2 separate regions of the Homo sapiens genome follow, and region 1 is linked to region 2. The links are chromatin contacts, found by Hi-C in ENCODE. All regions are on one chromosome and are shown on one strand. The core of a region is the stretch at or near the end of the contact, and the rest is flanking DNA. Distances in the headings are between cores, read along the strand shown.

What was found. A loop is a pair of places that touch in the nucleus more often than their neighbours do. Pooled maps may share reads with other maps.
Region 1: a map of mammary epithelial cell shows a loop between it and region 2 (6-fold over the local background). The contact joins two enhancer-like sites. A Hi-C loop is called at or near these places in 2 of 168 maps with a recorded cell type or tissue (IMR-90 and mammary epithelial cell) and 2 of 50 pooled maps.

The regions. Positions count from the first base shown.
Region 1 is chr10:121,751,259-121,756,907 of GRCh38, forward strand. All of the region lies in intron 11 of ATE1 (arginyltransferase 1), which reads right to left. Among named protein-coding and RNA genes, the nearest start is that of FGFR2, 160 kb to the left of the region's middle. RefSeq lists an enhancer at 2,993-3,052. Within about 2 kb of position 2,998, at least 4 of the 41 ENCODE cell types and tissues checked have a DNase peak (open chromatin) inside an H3K27ac peak, as active enhancers do.
Region 2 is chr10:120,942,626-120,947,790 of GRCh38, forward strand. All of the region lies in intron 2 of LOC105378519 (a long non-coding RNA gene), which reads right to left. Among named protein-coding and RNA genes, the nearest start is that of WDR11, 94 kb to the left of the region's middle. RefSeq lists enhancers at 231-525, 430-499. Within about 2 kb of position 3,555, at least 8 of the 41 ENCODE cell types and tissues checked have a DNase peak (open chromatin) inside an H3K27ac peak, as active enhancers do.

The sequences.
Region 1 (5,649 bases), core at 1,748-4,247, 810 kb after region 2:
TTTATTGTGATATAATTTACATACCATGTAATTCACCCATTTAAATTATACAAACCAAGGACTTACAGTGTATTCACAGAGTTGTGCAACCATAACATCTATTAGCAGTCAACATACTGAAGAACTGCCAGACTGTTTTCCCAAGTGGCCGCCTCATTTGACATTCCCACCAGCAGTATACAAAGGTTCCAATTTCTCCACATCCTCATGAGCACTGCTATTAGCTGCTTTCTAGGTTGCAGCCTTCTTAGTCGGTGCATAGCAGTATCTTTTTGTGATTTTGATTTGCATTTCTCCAATAGCTAATGATGCTGAGCATCTTTTCATGTGCTTATTGCCCATTCATATGTCTTCTTAGAAATGTCTGTTTAAATCATTTGCCCATTGTTAATTGGGTTGTCTTTTTATTGAGTTGTCAGAATTCTTTACATATTCTGGTTACTAGATCCTTATTGAATGCATTATTTGGAAATACACTCTCTCATTCTGTGAATTATCTTCACACCTTCTTGACTGGGTCTCTGAAAGGACAAAAGTTTTAAATTTTGGTAAAGTCCAATTTATCAATTTTTTTTCTTTTGTTGCCTGTGCTTTTTGTATCATATCTAAGAAAACACTGCCCAGTGCAAGGTGATGAAGATTTACTCCAATGTGGCCGGGCGTGGTGGCTCCCACCTGTAATCCCAGCACTTTGGGAGGCTGAGGCGCATGGATCGTGAGGTCAGGAAATCGAGACCATCCTGGCTAACAGGGTGAAACCCCGTCTCTACTAAAAAAAATACAAAAAAATTAGCCAGGCACGGTGGCGGCCGCCTGTAGTCCCAGCTACTAGGGAGGCTGAGGCAGGAGAATGGCATGAACCCAGCAGGCAGAGCTTGCAGTGAGCCGAGGTTGCGCCACTGCACTCCAGCCTGGGCGACAGAGTGAGACTCTGTCTCAAAAAAAAAAAGATTTACTCCAATTTATATTTCTAAGGTTTTTTTTTTTTTTGAGACGCAGTCTCCCTCTGTCGCCCAGGCTGGAGTGCAGTGGCGCAACCTCTGCTCACTGCAAGCTCCGCCTTCCGGGTTCATGCCATTCTCCTGCCTCAGCCTCCCGAGTAGCTGGGACTACAGGCACCCGCCACCACGCCTGGCTAATTTTTGTATTTTTAGTAGACACAGGGTTTCACCATGTTAGCCATGATGGTCTCGATCTCCTGACCTCGTGATCTGCCTGCCCTAGCCTCCCAAAGTGCTGGGATTACAGGCGTGAGCCACCGCACCTGGCATTTCTACGAATTTTATAGTTTTAGCTCTTACATTTAGGTCCAACCCATTTTAATTTTTGTATATGGTGTGAAGTAGGGGGCCAATTTCATTTTTTTGAAAGATGCAGGACCATTTGTTGAAAGGCTGTATCCTTTTCCCTGAATTGTCTTGGCATCCTTTTTGAAAACTAACTGACCATAAACATGAGGGTTTATTTCTGGACTCTCAACTCTAGTCCACAGATCTGTATGTCTACCTGCATGCCAGGACCACATAGTGTTAACTTTATTATTCTTTTTAAAGATTGTTTTGGCTATCCTGGGTTCCTTTCATTTCCATGTGAATTTTATGATTGTCAGTTTCTGCAGGGAAGCCAGCTGGGATTTTAATAGATCACTGCTCTGAATCTGTAAATGAATTTGAGGAGTACTACCATCTTAACAATATTAAGTCTCCTGATCCATGGACATGGGATGTTTTCTTCACTTATTTAGGTCTTCTGTAATTTCTTTGAACAATGTTTTGTATTTTCCAGAATATAATTTTTGCATTGCTCTGTTAAATTTATTCCTAACAATTCTATTTTAATGCTGTTGTAAACGCAACTGTTGATAATTTCATTTTTAAATTGCTCACTGTTTAAGTGTGTAGGATAAAATTGATTTCTGTGTATGCTGAACTCATTTTATTTGATAGTTCTTTACATTCTTTAGGATTTTCTATGTACAAGGTCATGTCATCTGAGAATAGAGACAGTGTTTCTTCTTCCTTTCCAATCTGAATGCCTTTTATTTCATTTTCTTGCTGAACTGGCATGGCTAAAATATAATATTTCAAAGGAAAAAAATCTATGCAATTTAGTTAAACTCATGATATGTTGATTAAAAACAACATTGGCTCCCAAAAGTCACATAACAAAATATAAATTATATAATTTATCAAGATGATTCTAGCCAGAAAGAACTCCAGGTTAATTTTGATATTATGGTCATTTGGTATCAAAGTCCAGTAAAAGGTCACCAGAGAAAAGCAGAAAGAATGCAAAAATCAGGCAATTGCATACAAAAAAATCACATCAACTTTATCACCTCAGCACATATACTGCTGGTAGGATCTGTAAATACTGGCCAAGTAAAATGCTAATAAAATCTCTTATGATGATGAATAAGGACTCTCAAATTTCTATTCTATGTTTTGACCCCTAAATACTCATCTTAGACACTTCCTATTTCACCGTTTATCTTTATCCTAATAAAGGCGAGGCTTAAAAACTCATAGAATATAATGAAAGAAACGTAAATTAAAACATGCTATTACAGGATTTCTCAAAGATGAGAGGGAAGTTGGTTTATGTGCTGGGGCTGGGCCAAAGAGACATTTGTGAGTTCAGGCTGGCAGGACTGGGCCAATTCTGCCCCATGTGGTCAAGAAATTAGTTACATACAAGGGAACTGAGCATATAAATAAATATACTGAGAAAATGGGGAGGCCAGATTTCTCAGTCAGAGAATGGAGCTACAAGTATGGAAAAGGAGAAGACTAGAACAAACTGTTGTGCTGGATTAAAATTCCAGATACTGGTGAAAACCCATGACTTTTATACCCTGATATAGACATACAGATACACAGGTAGATATAAACGTATGTGTATAAACTCACATATATTGCCTAGATCTGTCTGCTGAGAGGGCTTAGAAGCAATGAAACCCCGGTAGCAATGAGCATACTTATTACTCACATCTTGTATTCTGAATATTACTCTTCACAAAAAATAACTAGGGCTCCTTGGAGACGTGACTAATTATAGAACTGAGTCAGAGAAAGTATAAGATGAGTCTGAAATATTTTGTGCCAGAAAGGAAGTGCTCAAAAAATGATGGGGACTTGTCAAAAGAAAACATGAGTCACCCTGAAAAGGCTCCTACTGGCCAAATCTGAGACAATTTGAGCATTCAAAATAAATAATGAAAGTAACAATTTTATAACACATTGATTAGAATGAGATTCCGTGAGTCAATATAAACAACAAACAGGGAAAGAGGACTGCTTTTCCTTATTGTAGAATGCCAACTAATAAAAGTAGAAGTAGTGATAGAATTAGAAAATCATCATTTGGCAGCCATCTCAGTAATAAGTGATTGAGGCAAGAATCGTCAATGGATGTAAAAACCAGTAGATATAAGTCTGACACAATAGGATATTTACACCATCTCAGGACAGCTTTCTACAAAATATTTACCAATTACTTATTAACATGTACAAAATACTTATCAACTTTACAGTGGAGAAACCTGGTACATTCCACTTCCCCAAGTGATAAAAATTCAAGTCACAGTACAGAGATGAATTAACACTGTATACCTCCTGATATGATGCAATACAAACCCAGCATCACTTCTAGGGTGTTCTTGCCAAAGCTATGTGACCTGAATCTAATTACAAAGAAATACTTGATGAACACAAATGAAAAACTACAAAGTGACTGGACTCTTCAAAAATATCGAGGTAACAAAAGACAAGGATATACTATGGTATTGTTCTAGACAAAAGGGGCCTAAAAAGACACAACAATAAATGTAACACAGGATCCTCACTTGAACCTTAGGTCTAAAAAAACAGAGAGAAAAGTAACATAGGCTTGTGTATGTGTGTATGCATTTTTGTGCTATAAAGGACATTACAGGGAAAATCTGTAACACTTGTACAGGGTGTGTGGATTAGATGGTAACATCTCAATGTTACTTTCCTGGTTTTGATGGCCATGTCTAGTAATGTAAAAAAAAGTGTCCTTGTTTTCAGCTAATACACACTGGGATACTGAAGGACAGTGGTGCAATATATCAGAAACTTATTCTCAAATGGTTTAGAAAAAAATACAGAGTAAAACAGAAAAAGTGATAAGGCAAATGTGGTAACACGTTAATAACTGGGGAGTCTGAGTGAAGGGTATGCATATGTTCTTTGTATTATTCTTGTCATTTTCCTGTAAATTTGAAATTTAAAAATAAAAAATGTTGTGTATTAGTCCGTTTTTACACTGCTGATAAAGACATACCAAAGACTGGGCAATTTACAAAAGAAAGAGGCTTAATTGGGCTCACAGTTCCATGTGGCTGGGGAAGTCTCACAATCATGTCAGAAGGCAAGGAGGAGCAAAGTCATGTCTTACATGGATGGTGGCAGGCAGAGAGCTTGTGCAGGGCAACTCCCATTTTTAAAACCACCAGACCTCATGAGACCCATTCACTATCATAAGACCAGCATGGGAAAGACCCACCCCCATAACTCACCACTGGGTCCCTCCCAAAACACATGGGAATTATGGGAGCTACAAGATGAGATTTGGGTGGGGACACAGAGCCAAACCATATCATTCCGCCTCTGGCTTCTCCCAAATCTCGTATCTTCACATTTTCAAACCAATTATGCCTTCCCAACAGTCCCCCAACATCTCAACTCATTTCAGAATTAACCCCAAAGTCCAAGTCCAAAGTCTCGTCTGAGACAAGGCAAGTCCCTTCTGCCTATGAGCCTGTAGAATCAAAACTAAGTTACTTCCTAGATACAATGGGGGTACAGGCATTAGGTAAATATAGCCGTTCCAAATGGGAGAAATTGGCCAAAACAAAAGGGCTACAGGTCCCATGCAAGTCCAAAATCCAGCAGGGCAGTCAAATCCTAAAGTTCCAAAATGATCTCCTTTGACTCCATGCCTCGCATCCGGGTCACTCTGATACAAGAGGTGGGTTCCCATGGTCTTGGGCAGCTCCGCCCCTGTGGCTTTTCAGGGTATAGCCTCCCTCCTTGCTGCTTTCACAGGCTAGCGTTGAGTGTCTGCAGCTTTTCCAGGTGCACAGTGCAGGCTGTTGGTAGATCTGCCATTCTAGGGTCTGGAGGACAGTGACCCTCTCTTCTCACAGCCCCACCCAGCGGTGTCCCAGTAAGGACTCTGTGGGAGGGCTCCAATGCCACCTTTCCCTTCTGCACTGCCCTAGCAGAGGTTCTCCATGAGGGCCCCACTCCTGCAGCAAACTTTTGCCTGGGCATCCAGGCATTTCCACACATCTTCTGAAATCTAGGCAGAGGTTCCCAAACCCCAATTCTTGACTTCTGTGCACCCACAGGCTCAACACCATGTGGAAGCTGCCAAGGCTTGGGGCTTCTACCCACTGAAGCAACAGCCTGAGCTCTACCTTGGCCACTTTTAGTCACAGCTGGAGTGGCTGAGATGCAGGACACCAAGTCCCTAGGCTGTACACAGCACAGGGACCCCTGGGCCCAGCCCATAAAACCACTTTTTCCTCCTAGGTCTCCAGGCCTGTGATGGGAGGGGCTGCCATGAAGACCTCTGGCATAACCTGGAGATATTTTCCCCCACCGTCTTGGAGATTAACATTCC
Region 2 (5,165 bases), core at 2,305-4,804:
CTGTTTCTCTTCTGGATTTCTATTTCCAAAGAGATAGCAAAGGTTCTCAGGTTACTTGGAGAGTTTACTAGGATGCTGAGCGCTCCTCACCCACATAGTTTATTATTCGGGAGGTCTGAGGTGGGACCCCAAAAGACAAATTCTCAGGTGAGGTTGATGCTGCTGGTCTGGCGACCACGCTTGGAGACTCCGTGAGCCAGAGGACTCTGCCCCGACTTGCTAGGGAGGCAGGAGCTCTGGTGACCTGCTGTGTGGCCTGGAGGAAGTCACTGCCCATTCTGAGCCTCGGATTCCTTGTTGGTAAACAGCGTCTTAGGACGCGGCTCTGTGATGCTGTGGCCTGTGCGTCGCATCGGCATGTCTCAGCCGGCACCGGGCAGCAGAGGGCAGCAGAGATCAGGAAATGGCGTCCCGGCAGGCGGCTTCTCCCACTGCTGAAATGAGTTCTCTCAACTGTCGCTCAGCACTCCGAAACCATTAGCCAAAGAAGAAAGACATTTCCTCATCCCTTTGCTCTCCAATGACTAAGAAAAGTGAAGTGATGCCTTACACTGAAATGTATTTCTTAAAAGTTGGATACTTGTATCATCTTGAAAGCCCCTCTACATCCAGGAAAACTGCAGCCCAGAGAGGGGAGGAAAAGCCCGCGGCCTCCTGCTGGTGGTAAGTTCAGGAACACGCATGGGCCTTTCCGCTCCGTCCCAAGCTGAGTTTTACATTCCCTCCTAGACGAGAATTGGCGAGTGGACATGAGGGTAGCTTTCTTCCATGGTGCTGGGGGGCAGGAGGAACCCCAGGGACTCATGGATGTGGGAAGGACATGAGAGGTTTCCCAAGTAGGGCCCCTTGCATTTAGAGCCCCCTCTACATGGAGCTGGAAAAGGGAGTTCCGTTTAAATGTGTGACCCTGGAGTCCCCAAACATCTATTCAGAGACAGCAGATAAATCCCAGACTGCACCTCTCCAGCTGGTCTTCAAGCTCAGAACCCCCTCCTCGTTTCCAAGTGTGGATCCATCAGAATGAAGGGCCCACACCTCTCCCCCACCGTGGATTTCACATTTCCTGGTGCCTCTAAGTCACCAGGAGGGGGCAGAAAATTCTGCCTCCCAAGCCCCACCTCCAGGGACCCCATTCATCAGGTTTGGGTGCGGTCCTGGAATCCACGTGCTAAACAGACGCTGAGGGTGGTTTGCCCAACCAGACCTGGACAATCTCTGGCCTGGAGGTTAAGCCTGGGTGGTGAAGATGAAGAGATAGGTGGCAGGCAACACTGGGAATTCACAGTCTCCGTTCTTGGAATCATACTTCTCATCCACGGGGAAAATTCCTTGGTTCTGGTACCTTCCCTGCAACTCTCTCCAATCATCCTAACATTCTGGGGGCCCAAGATGAGAATAAAAGCGAAGTTCCCATACCATGTGTCAATTATTAAAAAGTTATCAATCCGGGGCCGGGCATAGTGGCTCATGCCTGTAATCCTAGCACTTTGGGAGGCCGAGGCGGGTGGACTGCCTGAGTTCAGGAGTTCGAGACCAGCCTGGGCAACACAGTGAAACCCCGTCTCTAGTAAAATACAAAAAAAATTAGCCGGGCATGGCGCCGTGCACGGCGCCGTGCACCTGTAATCCCTGCTACTTGGGAGGCCGAGGCAGGAGAATCGCTTGAACCCAGGAGGTGGAGGTTGCAGTGAGCCAAGGTCACGCCATTGCACTCCAGCTTGGGTGACAGAGTAAGGCTCCGTCTCAAAAAAAAAAAAGGTTACCAATCCAATCAGTTGTTAGAAGATAAAACCCATAATTTTTCTACCTTGGTAAATACATCTTCATCATCATGAAGGCAAGGTTTGAATTTAGAATTCTGAGGAGTTGACTTTCGAAAAAAGGCAGCACAGAGAGCCAGGCTGCAGCCTACCCCCTTCACGCCTCACCCCACTTGGCTTTTTAGTGCACACACGTGTGTGTGTGTGTACAGGTGTGTATACCCACTAGCCCCACATATCCACGCCCCCACCCAGTTCCAGCTGAGCCATCACCCACAGAAGAATGATGGACCCAGGGAGAGAGGCCCACACAAACCTGGAGGTTGGCTCAGGGTTCCAGGTATCCGTGACTCTAAAAGGCAGGGTACAGGATCCAGGGGAAGCCCATCCCCAGCCCCAGGGACCCCTTGCCCTAGATAGGGCATAGCCTGATGAGACAGAGCAGGCCCCACCCCTGCCCACCAGGGCTCCTTGCTGGCCAGTGGGAGGTGGAGGCCTTAGAGTTATAAGGAGCTGTCAGGTTGGTCCCACTGAAGCCACACTGGCTTTGGGCCCCTGGGAGCCTGACTGTGAGGCCTTTCTGAAACCTCAGGTAGGCCTGACAGACAGACAGGGCTGCAATCCAGGGCTGAGCGCCTGCCTGGAGATGGGGCTCCAGGAGGGACTGGGAGGGCTGCCTGGAGGCGGGGGCTGTTAAAATGCAGCTCTCTGGGCCCTGCACCAGCCCTTCTGAATCAGTGGAGCTGGACATCTATGTTTTAACAAGACCCTCCTTCCCAAGGATTCTAACACAACACTAAAGTGTGAGAAGCACAGCTTGGAAACATTTTGTTTTATTCATGCAGTCAACAGATATCCACAGAACATCCCCTCCCTTGGCACTCTCAGTTTCCTGTCCCCTGCAGCCAACAGGAAGTCAGCTCTTCCCCACAGATTCTCTCCCTCCTCAAGTTTCAATTCAATTTCACCTCCTCAGGGGCACCTTTTCCAAAATGGCTGCCATCTCCCGGCCCTCAACACCACATCCCCTCTCCTAGCTCCTTCTTGGCCTTTACCACTGGTGCAGATGAGCTTCTTGGAGTATTTATTTTACTCATTGCCATGCCTCCCCCTCTAGAATATAACCCCTTCCCCAGGGCCAGGGCCTGATACATGGGAATCATTCCTTTACTGCAGTGTTGCTGGGATATAATATGCCCATAAACCTACTGAGTATTTGATGAATGATGAATAAGGCCGCTACCACTCAGCAATTCATTCATTGCCTCTTCCCACAATGGGACAATGGGGCAGGTGCCTTTTGGATAAAGAGGGAAGGTGTAGGTGGCGGAAGCCTCCGAGCTCTGAAGACCCTGCATGGCTGTCTGCCCGCCCCTCCATGAAAGGGGCAGCTCTCCCAGGAAAGAGAGGAAGAGAGGCCAAGAGAGCTCACAAATGGGTGTCTTCTCTTGTGAGGAAGGATTCGGGGCTCAACACGCTTCCTGGGGCTGGGTCTGTACAGGTAGAAGGAAGAGGCCCAGTTGGCTCCAAGCCTGGGCCAGCCCCAGCCCTGCAGCCTGGCGGTGTGCAGGCACCCTCACTTCAGAACATGCTTGTATGCACTTGCTCTTCTGGCACGCCATGAACTGTTTCTTGGCTGCCTTGTTAGGAGATTAAGCTTTCTCTAAAAAGATGAAAAAAAAAATCTCTAGCAAAGGCCTGACTAGAGCTGACCCCCGAGGAGGCGGTGGCAATAACTGATGGGCACTACATTTGTCTAATTAATCTTCTTGTCAACAAAGTTGTTCTTTGCCGGTGCCAGCTCTGACATCATCCTGCAAGCTTGCCACACTGGTTCATATGCAGTTACAAAGGCTGCCTGTGACCCAGCACTACACTCCCTAACCACCCCCAACACGCTGCTGCCTGGAAATGGGTGGATGAGAACAGAGATGTCACACAGCTGCTGGCTTAGAAGGGGCACCGGGGAATCACAGCTTGAATGAAAGTTGGATAAAGATCTGGAAGGTTCAGGGGATCCCCAGGCTGGAAGGAGCCTGGTTTCTAAATAGGACACCGATGCCGACCATCTTTTTCAAGTTAAACTTTGGAAAGTTCCATTTGCCATGCAAACTACCCTTGCCCTGGATGGGTTGCCCCAAGAGTGACCCAGGAAAGTTTAGGTGGTAAAGTTGCAAAATCAAGTGGCTTCAGGGCCCAGGCAGAGATTTCACTTTCAGTGCCCTGGGATGAAATCTCTGGATGTCCACGAGGCTGACCTGGACTTCCCGGATTGGGAGGCCTTGTGGTCAAAAGCCGAGTCCAGTCCTGAACACCAGATCTAAATGTTCAAGAAGACTGTGCAGATTTACAGGCTAAATCAGAGTCCCTGGTAGCTGTTTCCGACCTCTGTATGGGGCTTTTAGAGTGAACTGTGGTCTCATCCAGGCGTTTCCCGACCATTGCATCCCACACAGGGCCTCCCTTCTGATTTTATCGTTAGTCTCTCTCCCTGTTGATTTCCTCCAAGTGCTCATCACTGTCCACACTCACCCTGTTTATTTCTGCTCACCGATCTGGCTTTTTAATCGAGGAGTCTGTGAATAAAATCTGGAGGAGGGGGGTCTATGAACTTGGACAGGAAAATATTTATATCATTATTTTCACTGTCTGAGATTTAACAATTTACTCAATTATGAAAATCGGCAACAAGCCACAGTGTATTAGCAGTGTCTGTGACTTTGTCTCCAACAGAAATCACAGCTGTTTTTCTATCACGTCGTAGTTGATGCAGTTATCTCAAAATATCAGCTGGGCTAATCACTATTTTGAAATGACTGTAGTTAATAGATTGGTCTGTAGATCCTGTTACATCCTCTATCAACGAAGAACATATACGAGTATAGCACCACTTAAAAATATTTTGATAACTGCATGACAGTATAATCGGTTTGTTTCATAATCCTGTGTATCTTAATTTATGCTTTTTTCAAATATTCTGGCCTCATGAGACTGGCAAGAAAGACTGTAAGCCATCTTTTCTGTTACTTTTTCTTTCTTTCTTTCTTTCTTTTTTTTTTCTATTTTTGAGACGGAGACTCTCACTCTGTCACCCAGGCTGGAGTGCAGTGGTGATCTCGGCTCACTGCAACCTCCGCCTCCCGGGTTCAAGCGATTCTCCTGCTTCAGCCTCCCGAGTTCTCTTTTCTATCCTTAGCCCCGACCTTGGGTTCTGGCACACAGTAAGTGCTCAAGACAATATTATTGACTGAATTAATGAAGGAACCACTGAACAAATGAATTAAATAAGTGAACTGAACAAATGAACATGAGCCTTAACGTGGCCGTGGGTCCACGTCCATGGACCCACGTATTCTGGAAGGTGCAGAAGTTTCCACGACCCTTTGCCACCTGAGCTTCTGTCTG